Regions from separate parts of the Homo sapiens genome. Here all the other regions are linked to region 3. The links are chromatin contacts, found by Hi-C or POLR2A ChIA-PET in ENCODE. All regions are on one chromosome and are shown on one strand. Each heading gives the region's core, a stretch centred on a gene start or an enhancer-like site at or near the end of the contact. The rest is flanking DNA. Distances are from core to core; before and after follow the strand shown.

Region 1 (3,310 bases), core at 643-3,142, 490 kb after region 3:
AGAATGAGACCAGAAGCTAAAGCCAGGCAAAGAAAAAAACGCAAAACAAAGTGAAGGACGGCACTGACCACGGTCACTTCCTGCTCCTCATGCCGCCAGGAGTCCACTCCCCAGGGCTCCTCACCAAGGATCTGAGACACACACACACACACACCTTTCGCTAAAGAAGCTGCTTCTCAGCTCCTCTGCACACACACAGAAGTCAGTCCGCTCCCCTAGTAATTTTTTTAGTCTTTCTGCAAGGTGTTATGGACATACTTTGCACAGCTGAGTTACTCACTGTGTGTGTGGAGGGGGTTGGGGAGGAGGTAACCTTAAAGAGCAGAGGTTTTACATCCAACAACATCAACCACCTTATTCAGGAATTACCTGGACAAGAGTGTGTGTTGGGGGAGACCCTGTAACCACCTGTCAAGTGGACTAAAAGTCTTAGGTTTCTTTCCATATAGATTAACTGTGTCCTCACCTCAAAGACCGGGCCTCTGAAGCTTTTTCAAGATTCACAGAATCTCTCTTAACTTGTGCTAGATCTTTTCTTGAAAAAAAGCCAATCATGACAAGCAGATATAATCCGTTTAAGGACTACGGGAAGTGTGCAGCCTTGTACGGACGTCCCATTGGAAACCCTCGGAGTATGGAATCAAACTCCTGTAAACTTTCCTCTTGCAAAGTAACTTTGTTTAGTAATTGCAATTAATTCATAATCAAAATGTGGCTTATTCATAGCACTTAAAAAAAAATCCCAACCAAATCCTTCCTAGCCTCAATTTTGTCACTATGAATGACATACACAGAAAAAATAAAAAACATTTCTGTGTAAAAAGTCGCAGGATGCCCTTGCTTTACCAAACTGGCCTCACTATGAGGTCTGAATGGATTTCTAAAAACGTAATCTGATCAGAGTTAACTTCAAAATAAATAACTTCCCTTTCGACCAACACGAGAACACCAACAGAAGCTTCTGACGGCTCAGCTTGGCCGGGACGTGTTTCCACAGAGGTGCCCGGGTCTACCAGGGCCACCCGGAATAGAAAGGCGCAGAAGGGAGCCCGAGGGGCTGCGATTCTCTTAGCAACGAAGGCGGTGTGGGCCACACAACGGGACAAAAGAAGAAACAAAACTGACTGCGAGCTCATTTGGGTGTAGGAAAACCACTGCAGTCGAAAAACATTTGAAATTATGGTTCGCAAGGCAAGTTACATTTTTATTCATTAAATGTGAACGGTCATCCCCAGAACCACGTACAATAACCTGCCTCGGGGCGCGTCGCAAGGACCCGTCTGGGCTGAGACATGAAGCAGGGCCCAGGTGGCCCTTCCTGGAGGTGGGACGGGAATGACACGTCCAGAGAAGTCCCAGGGACGGGGCTCGCGGGGTTAACTCGACGTGGCCGGGACAGCGCGCTCCCGGCGGACCCGGGCGGCGCCCCGAGCCCGAGCCCCGTCCCGTCCGCCCGGAAGCAACGGCGCGGGCACGTGGGCCAGGCCGGGCGCCGACCCCCGGCACTCGGCCGCTCAGTCGGCGCCGCCCCCGCGCCAGCTGTCAGGGCCGGGGTCCGCGCGGGGGCGGGTCCGGGGCGGCGCCGGGCGGGGACCCCGAGGCCACGGAACCGCGCCCCCGCCCGCCTGGCCCCGGCCCTGGCCCCGGCGCGGCGCAGACAATGGCGCGGCCCGGCCCGGCCCCGGCGCGGTCCGCGGGGGACGGGGCTCGCGGCAGGCGGCGGGGCGGCGGCGCCCGCGCACTCACCTCGGCCCGGCCTCTGGGGCGGCTCCCGGCCGGCTGCGGACGACGGCGGCGCGGGCGGACGCTCCATTCATTACCGCGGCTTTGTCTGCCCCCGCGCCCCTCCCGCGGCCCCGCCGCCCGCCGCCCGCGACGCCGCCGGACGCTGCGCCCCTCCCAGGGCCCCGCGCGGCGCGGGGCGGGGCTGGCCGGGGGCGGGGCCGATCGGGGGCGGGGCCTACTCTCGCAGGCGCAGTGTCCGCGTACCCGCCCCGCCTCGTCCCTGGCCGGGCGGGAGGACGGAGCGCCGGAGGCCCGGCCGCTGGGGCGGGGTCGGGCGGAAGACGCAGGCGCAATGCGCGCTTCGGCTCCGCCCCCGGGTCCAGGAGGGCAAACTACGCAGGCGCAGTGGGCGCTCCGGCGCTGGCGGGCGACGGGAAGGGCTTAGGCGCTCTGGCTGGGCGGGGCGCGGGCGCCTTGGTTTCGTCCCGTGGCTTGGCAGTTGGCAGCGGCTCGGCGCGCACCCAACGGCCCACCGCGGGTTTCCGGGACGGCTAGCAGCGCGGTTCCCGGTCCCGCCCCGAACCCCCTTACCTGGCGCAGAGGCCGCTCAGTGCGGTGCGGTCAGGCCTCGTGGGCTGGGACCTAAGCCGTTGACCCTAAGGCGATCGGGGCTCCCCGCGCGGCCCCCCCGGGGGACGGGATTAACGCCTAAGCCCCAAGCCGGGTCGGCGGGAGGAGGGCGGCCCTCTGGGCGAGCGCGGGGCCGGGGCTGGCGGTGCGGAGCGCACGGGACTCGCCCGCTTCTCAGGGTCTGAAGGAAATGTGCACTTTTAATGTGTTATTTCCTAACACAAATGTTTGAGCAGACCAAATAAACTCTGCATGCTGAATGTGGCCCCGAGGTCCCCCGTTGGTGACACGGCTTTCGGCATTTTCTCGGCCTGAGTGTGAGAGTGAGAGGAGCCCGCGTGGCGGTCACCGGCTGGAGCGGGAGCGTGGAGTTATCACGGCCGCCTCTGCCCGGAGCCCGCCCCTGCCCCGCGGCTGTGCCCCTTCACCCGCACGCCGACTGTTCCAAAGTCCACGTCCAGCCTGCAGCCGGGTTTTCTATGGTGCCTGAGCTAAGAATGCTTTTCTCGTTTTTAAGAGGTTGGGGGAGAATTAAAACAGTATTTTAGCATATATGAAAAGTATATGACATTCAAATATCGGCCGGGCACGGTGGCTCACGCCTGTAATCCCTGCACTTTGGGAGGCCGAGGCGGGTGGATCACCTGAGATCAGGAGTTCGAGACCAGCCTGGCCAACATGGAGAAACCCCGTCTCTACTGAAAAAAAATAAAAAATTAGCCAGACGTGGTGGTGGGCTCCTGTAATCCCAGATACTCGGGAGACTGAGGCAGAAGAATCGCTTGAACCCGGGAGGCAGAGGTTGCAGTGAGCCGAGATCGCGCCACTGCACTCCAGTCTGGGTGACAGAGCAAGACTCCGTCTCCAAAAAAAAATTAAATTAAAATGTCGGTTTCCTAAGGAGTTCAACTGGAACACCACCATGCTTGTTCATGTAGTTAAAAGGTAAACTGCT
Region 2 (3,245 bases), core at 193-2,692, 380 kb after region 3:
ACTCCAACCGCGCCGCGGGGGCCTCCAGGCTCCCGGCGCAGACCCAGCCCGGCTGCGCCCTGCGTCACGCACGGAGACTCCTCCGCTACCGCCCCCAGCCGGGGGTCTCTCGGGCCGGAAGGATGTCACGCGCCTCCCACACCGGGGCAAGAGGCCCCGTACCCCCCAACGCGATGGAGGAAGCAATATTGAGCGCGCCCCTAGCCCCCACCCAGCACGATCCCGCTCTTGATCCCTCGCTCAGCCCTCCCCAGGGTAGCGCGTGGGCCTCTGCTCCCCACGAGAGCAGACCCAGGGCGCGCGGCCGCCCAACAGTCATCAGCCCCTCCATGTGCCGCCCCTGCAGGCGTTAACCCGCCGGCAAGGCCCCCGGAACGTTCCCTGCCCCGCGCCCGCGCTCACCGTCGAAGTCGGTGTAGACCGTGTCCTTGAGCAGCGCACCCGAACCGAAGTCGATGAGCTTGAGCTCTCCGGAGCGCAGGTCCACAAGCAGATTTTCGTCCTTAATGTCGCGGTGCACGACCCCGCAGCTGTGGCAGTGGCGCACGGCGGCCAGCACCTGCGCGAAGAAGCGGCGCGCCAGCGGCTCGTCCAGGGCGCCGCGCTCCGTGATAAAGTCGAAGAGGTCCTGCGCCGGCTCGGGCCGCTCCAGCACCAGCAGGAAGCCGTCGGGCCGCTCGAACCAGTCCAGCAGGCGGATGACGCCGCGCGCGCCGCCCGCCGCGCCCACCTTGCGCAGCAGCACCACCTCCAGGGGCACGGTCGCGCCGCCCTGGGGGACACGGCGGTCAGCAAAAGCCCCGCGCCCGCCCCCCGCCGCCGCCGCCGCCCGTGCCCCAACTTACCAGGCTGCCCCACTCGGTCACCCGCTCCTTCACCACGTGCTTCACAGCCACCTGCGGAGACGCGGGGGTCAGGCCGGGCCAAGCGAGGCGCAAGGCGCGCGAGAAACCCGGGCCCGCCCGGCGGTCCGACTCACCGGGAGCCCGTCGGCGATGCGGCTACCCGCGTAGACCGTGCCGAAGCCGCCGCTACCCAGCACGGCGCCCACCTGGTACGCCTTCTCGAAGCTCTCCTTGTCCGCCTTGGCTGCAGGGAGGCGCGGGCGGGGTTGGTGCGGCCCGGGGCGCCCCCGGTCCCCGCCCTGGCCCCGGCCCCGGCCCCGCCGGCCCCGCGCGTACCTGGCTGCAGGATCTTCACCGGGAGGTGGTCCACGCCGCCGGGCCCGCAGAGGTGCGCCAGGGAGCCGAACTTGGAGAGCAGCATCGCGGGCGACGGCCTCCCCGGAGCCCCGAGCCCCAGGCGCCGAAGCCGCGGCCGATCCGGGCGAGCGGCGCGCCGGGGACACCGGCCGTCCGAGCCCGAGGCGGTCCGCGCGGCGCAGTGGGCCCGGAAGGCCCGCGGGGACCGCGTAGACGCGCAGCAGGCGGAGCGCCTCACCCGCCCCGGCCGCCTCGCCCGGGGGTTTTGGGCCGCGGCGCCGCGTATCCCTCCGCGGGGGCGGGGCGAATCGGGACCCCGCCCCCTTCCGCCCGGGGCCCGCGAGGCGGCGGCGGCCGGGCGCTAGCTGGGGAGACGGCGGGGCAGCTTGGCGCCTGTCTTCGGGCGGGCGAGGGCCGGGTGCGGCGGGCGCGGGGCCGCTCCGGGACTCGTTTTCGTAGCGCAGCCGCGGAGGCGCACGGCGTGTCGCGTCGGTCCGCTCTCCGCGCTCACGCTCTCACTCCGCGCAGGCGCAGTGCCCGCGCGGGTGGCGGCCGTGGCGCCTCGGGCAGAACGAGGAGGGACTGCACGAGCCAATGGAAGCCGGAGTTTTTAAAGAAATCCGGCGCCCCAGCCAATGGCGGGGCGAGCCGTTTCCTGGCTCCGCCCCCAGCAGTGCCTAGGAAGGTCACCCGCCGGCCCCGAGCAGGGTTCCTGGGGGTGTGGGAGTGCGGGAGGCGACCTGCGCTTGTCCCGCGGCCTCGAGGTGACACACGCCGCCAGTCTGCGTCCCCGGCTGTCTGCGCATCCCGTCGCGCACGTGGCCGGGCGCGCGGGGAGGTAGCGCCGGCTCCTCTGGAAGCCCTCGCAGCGGCAGCGCCCCCAGCCTCGCAGCCCCGGCGGGGGCCGAGAGCGCACCTGGCTGGAGATGCTTCCTCCTCACCCTGGGCTCTGACCTCACGCCCGCAGCCCGAGGGCCCTCCCTGGTACCTCTGCCCTGCTGGCCGGTGCCTGGAGTGGCCCCGCCCGACTCCTGCCGTCTGACACGGTCCTGGCTGCCCTCCGGGCTCTCCAGCAGCTGCTGTCCACCTCCACCAGGGAGCCCACCTTGATTGCTGCGACAGCCGCACTCAAAGGCTGAACAGCCGGGGTACACATTGCCCTGGTCTGGACTTCACCCTGTCGTGCCCCTTCCCTGCTCTCTGTACAGAAGTCTGACTCACCTGTGTGGTTTGGTGCAAACCCACAGATTGCCAACATTGGTCCAAAGTCACCGGCCTGAGAGCAGCTCAGGGTTCCAGGACGTGAGTGGCCACCCGCCAGCCCCAGGGCTAGTGGGTTGAGAGTTGGGGGCCAGAGGGCCCAGGGGCTGGTCCTCTTGGCACTGCCAGGCGTTCTCAGTGGCCCTCAGGGGTCTAAATATTGTGGCAGACATCCCCGGGCGGTCTGGTGTGACCGTCAGCGCGCACACACACTTGCCTCGGAGCTTCCAGCCTCCCCTAAGTCTGACCTCTCATCTCTATACAGTCACCATCGCTGTCCCTGCGCTGACCACTCACACACCACTCCCCTGTTCAGCTCTTCTGAGGCTGTGGCTCTCGGGACTGGCCCAGGCCCACCTGCCATCTGGGCGCCCTCTGGGGCTCGCTTCGTCGCCCGCTGCCTGGGCCCATGCCTGTGCTCCTGGGGGCTCCTCTCTTGCCTAGCTCATCTCTTCCTGTCCCTTGGGTCCTGAGGATCAAAGCCAACGCGACATTGTTTGTCCCCAGGCCCCTCCCCCTCCAGCCGCTGCTTCCCAGAGCTCTGTCCAGTTCTCTCCCGCAGTACGAGGGCAGGGTTGGGGCTGGTGGGTTAGCCTTCCCCCACCCACCACGCACCCAGCACAGGGCTCCCCCGAGATCAGATCCCTGGTAGGATGACACCCCAAGCCTTCCCCTCCAGCAGTATCCACACAGCACCTGCGAAGGAGGAGGGGCTGCTGCCCATGTGGGTCCTCCCGGGGACCTACCTGAGGGTCCAGTGGGGCTGCCCTCTTCTGTGCTGGA
Region 3 (3,433 bases), core at 893-3,392:
GAGGGGGCACTGACTGGGGGGCACTGACTGGAGGGAAACTGACTGGGGGGAAACTGACTGGGGGGAACTGACTGGAGGGGGCACTGACTGGGGGAACTGACTAGAGGGTGTACTGACTGGGGGGGGGAACTGACTGGAGGGGGCACTGACTGGGGGGGGAACTGACTGGAGGGGGCACTGACTGGGGGAAACTGACTGGAGGAGGCACTGACTGGGGGGGAACTGACTGGAGGGGGCACTGACTGGGGGAACTGACTGGAGGGGGCACTGACTTGGGGGGGAACTGACTGGAGGGGGCACTGACTGGGGGGAATTGACTGGAGGGGGCACTGACTGGGGGGCACTGACTGGGGGGAAACTGACTGGGGGGGCACTGACTGGGGGGAACTGACTGGAGGGGGCACTGACTGGGGGAAACTGACTGGAGGAGGCACTGACTGGGGGAAACTGACTGGAGGAGGCACTGACTGGGGGAAACTGACTGGAGGAGGCACTGACTGGGGGGAAACTGACTAGAGGGGGCACTGACTGGGGGGGAACTGACTAGAGGGGGCACTGACTGGGGGGGAACTGACTAGAGGGGGCACTGACTGGGGGGGAACTGACTAGAGGGGGCACTGACTGGGGGGGAACTGACTAGAGGGGGCACTGACTGGGGGGGGAACTGACTGGAGGGGGCACTGACTGGGGGAAACTGACTGGAGGAGGCACTGACTGGGGGAAACTGACTGGAGGAGGCACTGACTGGGGGGGAACTGACTGGAGGGGGCACTGACTAGGGGGAATTGACTGGAGGGGGCACTGACTGGGGGGCACTGACTGGGGGGAAACTGACTGGGGGGGCACTGACTGGGGGGAACTGACTGGAGGGGGCACTGACTGGGGGAAACTGACTGGAGGAGGCACTGACTGGGGGGAATTGACTGGAGGGGGCACTGACTGGGGGGAATTGACTGGAGGGGGCACTGACTGGGGGGCACTGACTGGGGGGAAACTGACTGGGGGGGCACTGACTGGGGGGGAACTGACTGGAGGGGGCACTGACTGGGGGAACTGACTGAAGGGGGCACTGACTGGGGGGGGAACTGACTGGAGGGGGCACTGACTGGGGGGAATTGACTGGAGGGGGCACTGACTGGGGGGCACTGACTGGGGGGCACTGACTGGGGGGAAACTGACTGGGGGGGCACTGACTGGGGGGAACTGACTGGAGGGGGCACTGACTGGGGGAAACTGACTGGAGGAGGCACTGACTGGGGGAAACTGACTGGAGGAGGCACTGACTGGGGGAAACTGACTGGAGGAGGCACTGACTGGGGGGAAACTGACTAGAGGGGGCACTGACTGGGGGGGAACTGACTAGAGGGGGCACTGACTGGGGGGGAACTGACTAGAGGGGGCACTGACTGGGGGGGGAACTGACTGGAGGGGGCACTGACTGGGGGAAACTGACTGGAGGAGGCACTGACTGGGGGAAACTGACTGGAGGAGGCACTGACTGGGGGGGAACTGACTGGAGGGGGCACTGACTGGGGGGAAACTGACTGGAGGGGGCACTGACTGGGGGGGAACTGACTGGAGGGGGCACTGACTGGGGGGCACTGACTGGGGGGAAACTGACTGGGGGGAAACTGACTGGGGGGGAACTGACTGGGGGGGAACTGACTGGAGGGGGCACTGACTGGGGGAACTGACTAGAGGGTGCACTAACTGGGGGGGAACTGACTGGAGGGGGCACTGACTGACTTGGGGGGGGCACTGACTCCGGGGGCACCGACTGGGGGGAACTGACTGGAGGGGGAACTGACTGACTGGGGGATAACTATCTGGAGGGGGCACTGACTGACTCGGGGAGAAGTGACTTGGGGGGCACTGGCAGACTGGGGGCCGGGTCTGAGCGGCGGGCGGCCGCACTCACCTGCCCTGCGGGCCGGGCGTCGCGGCAGCTCTTCGGAGGCCCGTGTGGAGGCCCGAGCGGAGGCCAGGGCGCTGGTGGAGGCAAAGCCCGGGCGGCCTCGGGCGGGCCGCACACACATGGGCCCGGCCGAGGGCGCAGCGCCTACGGACACCGGCACGGCCGGCCGGCGGCTCGAGACCGACTCGGGGCCGCGGGCGGCACTCCGATCGCTCCAAAATGGCGGCGGCGGCGCACGGGCACGCGCTCCGGGGGCGGGGTCTCCGCTTGGGGCGCGCACGCTCGCGGCCGGGGGCGGGGCCGCGCGGGTGGGCGGGGCCGGGACCTGGGCCGGCTCTCCGGGCCCCCTGGAGTGGGGCACTCGGTGAAACCCGCGTGGGAGCACGAGGGCTTGGGTGTGCTGACTGCTGCCTTGGAGTGGGTGGGGTAAGAGTGCGTCTTTCCCCTTTTACGTTTCCCTTTGAGGTATTGGCTAAAGTTTTGTGCAAGCATAGTTAATTTTGTTGTAGCCACAAAACAATCCTCGCGTGGCCCGACGCAGCATTTGAGAGACACACACCTGGGGCAGGGGTTTCCCCCGTGGCCCAGGAAAGGGCCTGTTCTCCCGGGCCTCCCTCCTGCCACAGGCCCCTCCCAGAGGCCGCGGGGCGTGGACGCCCCGAGCAGCAGGAGCGGGCTCAGCCCCGGGCGCCAGGCCTGGCCCCTCCCCGTCCCGCGTCCTGCCTGGACCCGGAGTGCCTGAGCCGCCTCCAGACAGTTTTCTCCAGGTGCGCTACGGGTTCTTGCACGGCGTTTTGCAAATTAAGTATGTGCCTATTTAACAAGTGCTGGAATTGTTTAATTCCATCAAAATAATTTCAAAAATGATTACTATTATTTCAGATGTTAGAGCGAGCCGTGGGTAAATGTTGGGAAAACATGGAGCACTTAAGGGATCTCTAAACGTTTTTTCCAGTTGTCAGTGTATTGCCCAGGATTCACCGATGCTCTCTGCGAAAGCGTATCTGGGCGGCTCAAATATTCGGTATTTCTCTTTTGCCAGCTGGCGCTGTTAGGCTTTGTCGGTAGAGGGCGCCAGAGACGTTGCAGGAGAAAAGGGCTTGGCCCTGCGGCTGGCGGCCCCGGGCTTCCCCGACGCCTGTCCCCTGCCCTGGTCAGCAGCACCCTCCTCGCCGGTTTTATAGCAGATGCCTCTGGCGAGCCTTTCCCCAGCAAAAGCTTTTCCCCTAGCATCCTAAGGGGCAGATTTCTGGCAGGTTCCGTTGAGGGAACTTCCAGGAAGTGGGGGTGAAAAAGCCTCAGCCTCACAACCTAGAGAAGAGACACCCTGCGTTCAGCAGGCTATGCCCTTCTCCTGCCCTCACCATGGTCTCCTTTGCAGGAGCGGGAGGTGCTGCTGAGTTGAGCTACGGAATGGGGACTGGGGCCAGGGGCACCAGATGCAGGAGATGCTCCTGCTGCCGTGAGCACGTGCAACTCTGCCTGATCTTGATACCCCTCCTGTGCTCAGCCAGTGCA
Region 4 (3,326 bases), core at 249-2,748, 260 kb before region 3:
GGGAGACATGAAACAGACAGATGGGAGCTGCAGACGAGGGCACAGGGCTGCAGAGGGGACAAGGTTGTGATGGCAGCTGCCAGGGATTAGATCTTTCTGGGAGTGATCTGAGGACAGAGGGCACCCAAAGCAAAGGAGCACCTCCCTGCCCCGGGCTGGCCACCGATGGGGTCGGGGAGAATGCTGGGGAAGGCCCTGCGTGGAGGCCTGCAATGTGTTGGAATAAGAGAGAGTTGATACCAAGGAAACCTCAAGGGTTAAGTGGGGAGGAGCCATCAGAGGAGTCCCCGGTTCAAGGCTGAGCTCACACCCACCCTAAAACCCCAAGTGAACGCTAAGAAGAACCTAATGAGGCCCTCCCTTGAGCTGGATCTGTGTCCCCAACTCTTCTCCCACCTTCTCACAGTGGTCTGAGTCGTAGCTGAGGCCCAGGCCACAGTCATCAGTGATCTCAGACAGATCTTCGTCGTCAAATTCTTCCAGGCTTATGTCCTGGGGAGGCCTGGAAAGGAGACCAGGGTCAGAGAGCCACCAACCCTGGACTCCCTGCCTGGCAACTGGCCCTGAGGAGGGGCAGAGGGAGGCGTCAGCTCCTACACCCAGTGGTTTCCACAGCCCCCAGCTCTCGGAACACATCCTGCCATCATCTTGACCCCCAAGCTCTGCTCGCCTGTGGATCCCCTCCCCCATCTGAGCCAGGCCTGCCCGGAGGAGCCAACCCTGCCCCCACCCCTCCCACCCCGCCTCCCTGGAGAGCCAGCAGCCTCTCCTCCCTCCACTCGCAGCTCCAGGCCCCTGGGGTCAGGGTCTTGCAGAGCAGGGGAGGGGGAGCTGCAACGCGGCAGCGGCAGATGGGGAGGGGTCGCTCCTGCTCTGGGAAGAGAGTCTGGCCTGTTTGTCTCCCCCTCTCCGGCGGAGTGAGGCCTAAACCCAGAGGCCCAGCGTCCTCCCAACCCCAGTCCCTTCCCGCAGGGCTCCGGGCTTGATTTCCACTCTCTCCCGGCCGGGCCCTATCGGCCAGGTCTGGCGTCCACTGAAAGAGGCCAAGGCCACCGGGACACGCCGCGCCGGGAGGGTGTGCCCGCATCCCGCCCGCATCCTCCCCCGCAGAGGGTCGGCCCAGGGCCTCCACCCTTGACAGGTCAGCCGTCCAGGCCGGGCGCGGCTCAGAATCCCGGCGGGGCCCGGGGGTCACTGAGGCTGGGGACGCGCGGTGAAGATGGAGGGAGTGGGAGCGGGGTGGGGGTGGGGCGCCCGAGCCGAGGCTCAGGGACCGCAGGGGGCCGGGGCCGGGTCCGCGCCGGCGGCGGGGCTGGGGCGGCGGGGACGGGGGTCCGGGCCGGGTCGGGGTCGGGGGGGTGCGCAGGGAGCGGAGGGTCCGCCCGGCCCGGGCGCCGAGGGGGGTACCTGCAGCCCGGCGGCGACAGCGAGTGGAAGGTGGAGAGAGAAAACATCTCCGCGCGATCCGCCATCTTCTCCGGGAGAGGCCCGCGACTGCGGCGGGGGGTGCGGGAGCCTCGCCGCGCCCCGCGCCGGCGCTCGGCCCGCCCCGCTCACCTCGTGACACGCCCTGCGGCGTCCGCCCCGCGCACCTCGCCCGGACTCCGCGGCGGCGCGGGGAGGGCGGCGGGGGAGGCGGGGGAGGGACGCGGCCGGGGACGCTGGTTGGAGGAGAGGCGGCGGCTTCACTGCCGGGCGCTGGTTGGGGAAGGGCCGGGCGTGCGATGAGGATTTTTCCCGGGGAGGGGCGGGAGGGAAGGGGCGGGCGGGTGGGCGTCGGGCCCCGCCCTGGAGGACCCGCGCGGGGCGGGAGGCCGAGGAGGCAGCGCCGGGGTCCGCGGGCCTCGGGTTCGCCGTGGGCTGTTTCCTCTGGGCGAGAGGCCGGGGCGGCCCCGGGAGCTGCGCCGCCGCGCCCAGGATCCCCCCAGGAACCCTAACCCGGGTGCGGCCCGGAGCGGGGTGGCGGGCGAGGCGGGAGGCGCGGGAGGAGCTGTCCGCCGTCGGGTGCTGATCGGAGCTGTCCCCACGGGGTGCTGACCGGGGCTGCACGGGGACGTCTGCACGAGGGTCGCCGAGCAGGGCTGGATTCAGAATCGAGCACAAGGTACTCAGAGGATGCTGGCTGGGGCTAAAAGTGGACTTTGAGCACTCAGTAGAGACTGCACAGCCGGACGGACGTACCGACGGGCACTGGGAGAAGTTAGCACCCACGGAGGCGACATGCGTCCCACTGGAAACACTTTTTCTTGGGCACCGTGTTGCTGGGCCCTGTGTAGGGAACTGACCCGCTCTGGCTTGGGATGGAGCCCTGTGGGGAGGGCCATGGTTGAAGCTGAGCTCGAGACGGTGGCTGTGGGAGGAGGCGGGAGATCAGGGTTGAGGGCGCAGAACTAGGGAGAGACTGCAGGACACTTTTTTTCTTTCTAAAATAGAGACCGGTGGCTGGGCGCGGTGGCTCACGCCTGCAATCCCACCACTTTGAGAGGCCAAGGCGGGTGGATCACGACGTCAAGAGATCGAGACCAGAGACCATCCTGGCCAACATGGTGAAACCCCGTCTTTACTAAAAATACAAAAAAATTAGCCGGGCGTGGTGGCGGGCGCCTGTAGTCCCGGCGACTTGGGAGGCTGAGCCAGGAGAATCATTTGAACCCGGGAAGCGGAGGTTGCAGTGAGACGAGATTGCGCCACTGCACTCCAGCCTGGCAAGAGCAAGACTCCGTCTCAAAAAAAAAAAAAGAGAGAGAGAGAGACCGGCTCTCTCTGTATTGCCCAGGTTGGTCTCAAACTCCTGGGCTCAGCTATCCTCTGGCCTCAGCCTCCCAAAGTGCTGGGATTACAGGTGTGAACCACAGCACCTGGCTAAATATTGGCTAAAGAAGGAGGCTGGCATTTCAACAAAAGCGCAATCCCTTTTCCCCCTTGATGAAAGTTATGTGCCCTAAGATTTCTTTATGTCTTAGTTCTGCGGAAAATTCTTTTTTTTTTTTTTTTTTTTTTTTTTTTTTTTTTTTTTGAGACAGAACTTGCTCTGTTGCCCAGGCTGGAGTGTAGTGGCACGATCTCAGCTCACTGTAACCTCCACCTCCCGGGTTCAACCGATTCTCGTGCCTCAGCCTCCCGAGTAGCTGGGATTACAGGCAATCACCACCATGTCCGGCTAATTTTTGTGTTTTTAGTAGAGATGGGTTTTTGCCATGTTGGCCAGGCTGGTCCCAAACTCCTGACCTCAGGTGATCTGCCCTCCTTGGCCTCCCAAAGTGCTGGGATTACAGGCGTGAGCCACCGCCCCTGGCCTGGAAAATTATTCCTTAGGAAAGGACAAG

The links. A loop is a pair of places that touch in the nucleus more often than their neighbours do. ChIA-PET counts read pairs that join two places held with the same protein, here RNA polymerase II (POLR2A). Pooled maps may share reads with other maps.
Region 1: a pooled map shows a loop between it and region 3 (13-fold over the local background). The contact joins the promoter of ZBED4 here to the promoter of PPP6R2 in region 3. A Hi-C loop is called at or near these places in 6 of 50 pooled maps. POLR2A ChIA-PET finds 5 or more read pairs at or near these places in 2 of 52 experiments (OCI-LY7 and activated B cell).
Region 2: a pooled map shows a loop between it and region 3 (7-fold over the local background). The contact joins the promoter of PIM3 here to the promoter of PPP6R2 in region 3. A Hi-C loop is called at or near these places in 2 of 37 single-sample maps with no recorded cell type and 9 of 50 pooled maps. POLR2A ChIA-PET finds 5 or more read pairs at or near these places in 2 of 52 experiments (GM10248 and HEK293).
Region 4: a pooled map shows a loop between it and region 3 (12-fold over the local background). The contact joins the promoter of MAPK8IP2 here to the promoter of PPP6R2 in region 3. A Hi-C loop is called at or near these places in 3 of 50 pooled maps. POLR2A ChIA-PET finds 5 or more read pairs at or near these places in 2 of 52 experiments (CD4-positive, alpha-beta T cell and activated CD8-positive, alpha-beta memory T cell).

The regions. Positions count from the first base shown.
Region 1 is chr22:49,852,426-49,855,735 of GRCh38, reverse strand. It overlaps ZBED4 (zinc finger BED-type containing 4), which reads right to left and starts at 1,892. Exons shown (of 2, transcript NM_014838.3): 1 at 1,747-1,892. It overlaps LOC105377205 (a long non-coding RNA gene), which reads left to right and starts at 2,224. Exons shown (of 5, transcript NR_188597.1): 1 at 2,224-3,300. It overlaps LOC124905147 (a long non-coding RNA gene), which reads left to right. Exons shown (of 2, transcript XR_007068156.1): 2 at 450-1,234. RefSeq lists silencers at 1,245-1,534, 1,705-2,434, 2,455-2,544.
Region 2 is chr22:49,958,969-49,962,213 of GRCh38, reverse strand. PIM3 (Pim-3 proto-oncogene, serine/threonine kinase) reads right to left here and starts at 1,442. Exons shown (of 6, transcript NM_001001852.4): 1 at 1,182-1,442; 2 at 980-1,089; 3 at 846-896; 4 at 403-772. The coding sequence starts at 1,266. RefSeq lists silencers at 230-279, 920-969, 1,110-1,259, 1,310-1,949, 1,990-2,269 and 2 more.
Region 3 is chr22:50,342,036-50,345,468 of GRCh38, reverse strand. It overlaps PPP6R2 (protein phosphatase 6 regulatory subunit 2), which reads right to left and starts at 2,142. Exons shown (of 24, transcript NM_001242898.2): 1 at 1,919-2,142. RefSeq lists silencers at 1,882-1,961, 1,972-2,251, 2,522-2,691 and an enhancer at 2,788-3,433.
Region 4 is chr22:50,598,965-50,602,290 of GRCh38, reverse strand. It overlaps MAPK8IP2 (mitogen-activated protein kinase 8 interacting protein 2), which reads right to left and starts at 1,498. Exons shown (of 12, transcript NM_012324.6): 1 at 1,408-1,498; 2 at 397-502. The coding sequence starts at 1,472. RefSeq lists an enhancer at 619-1,119 and a silencer at 1,909-2,088.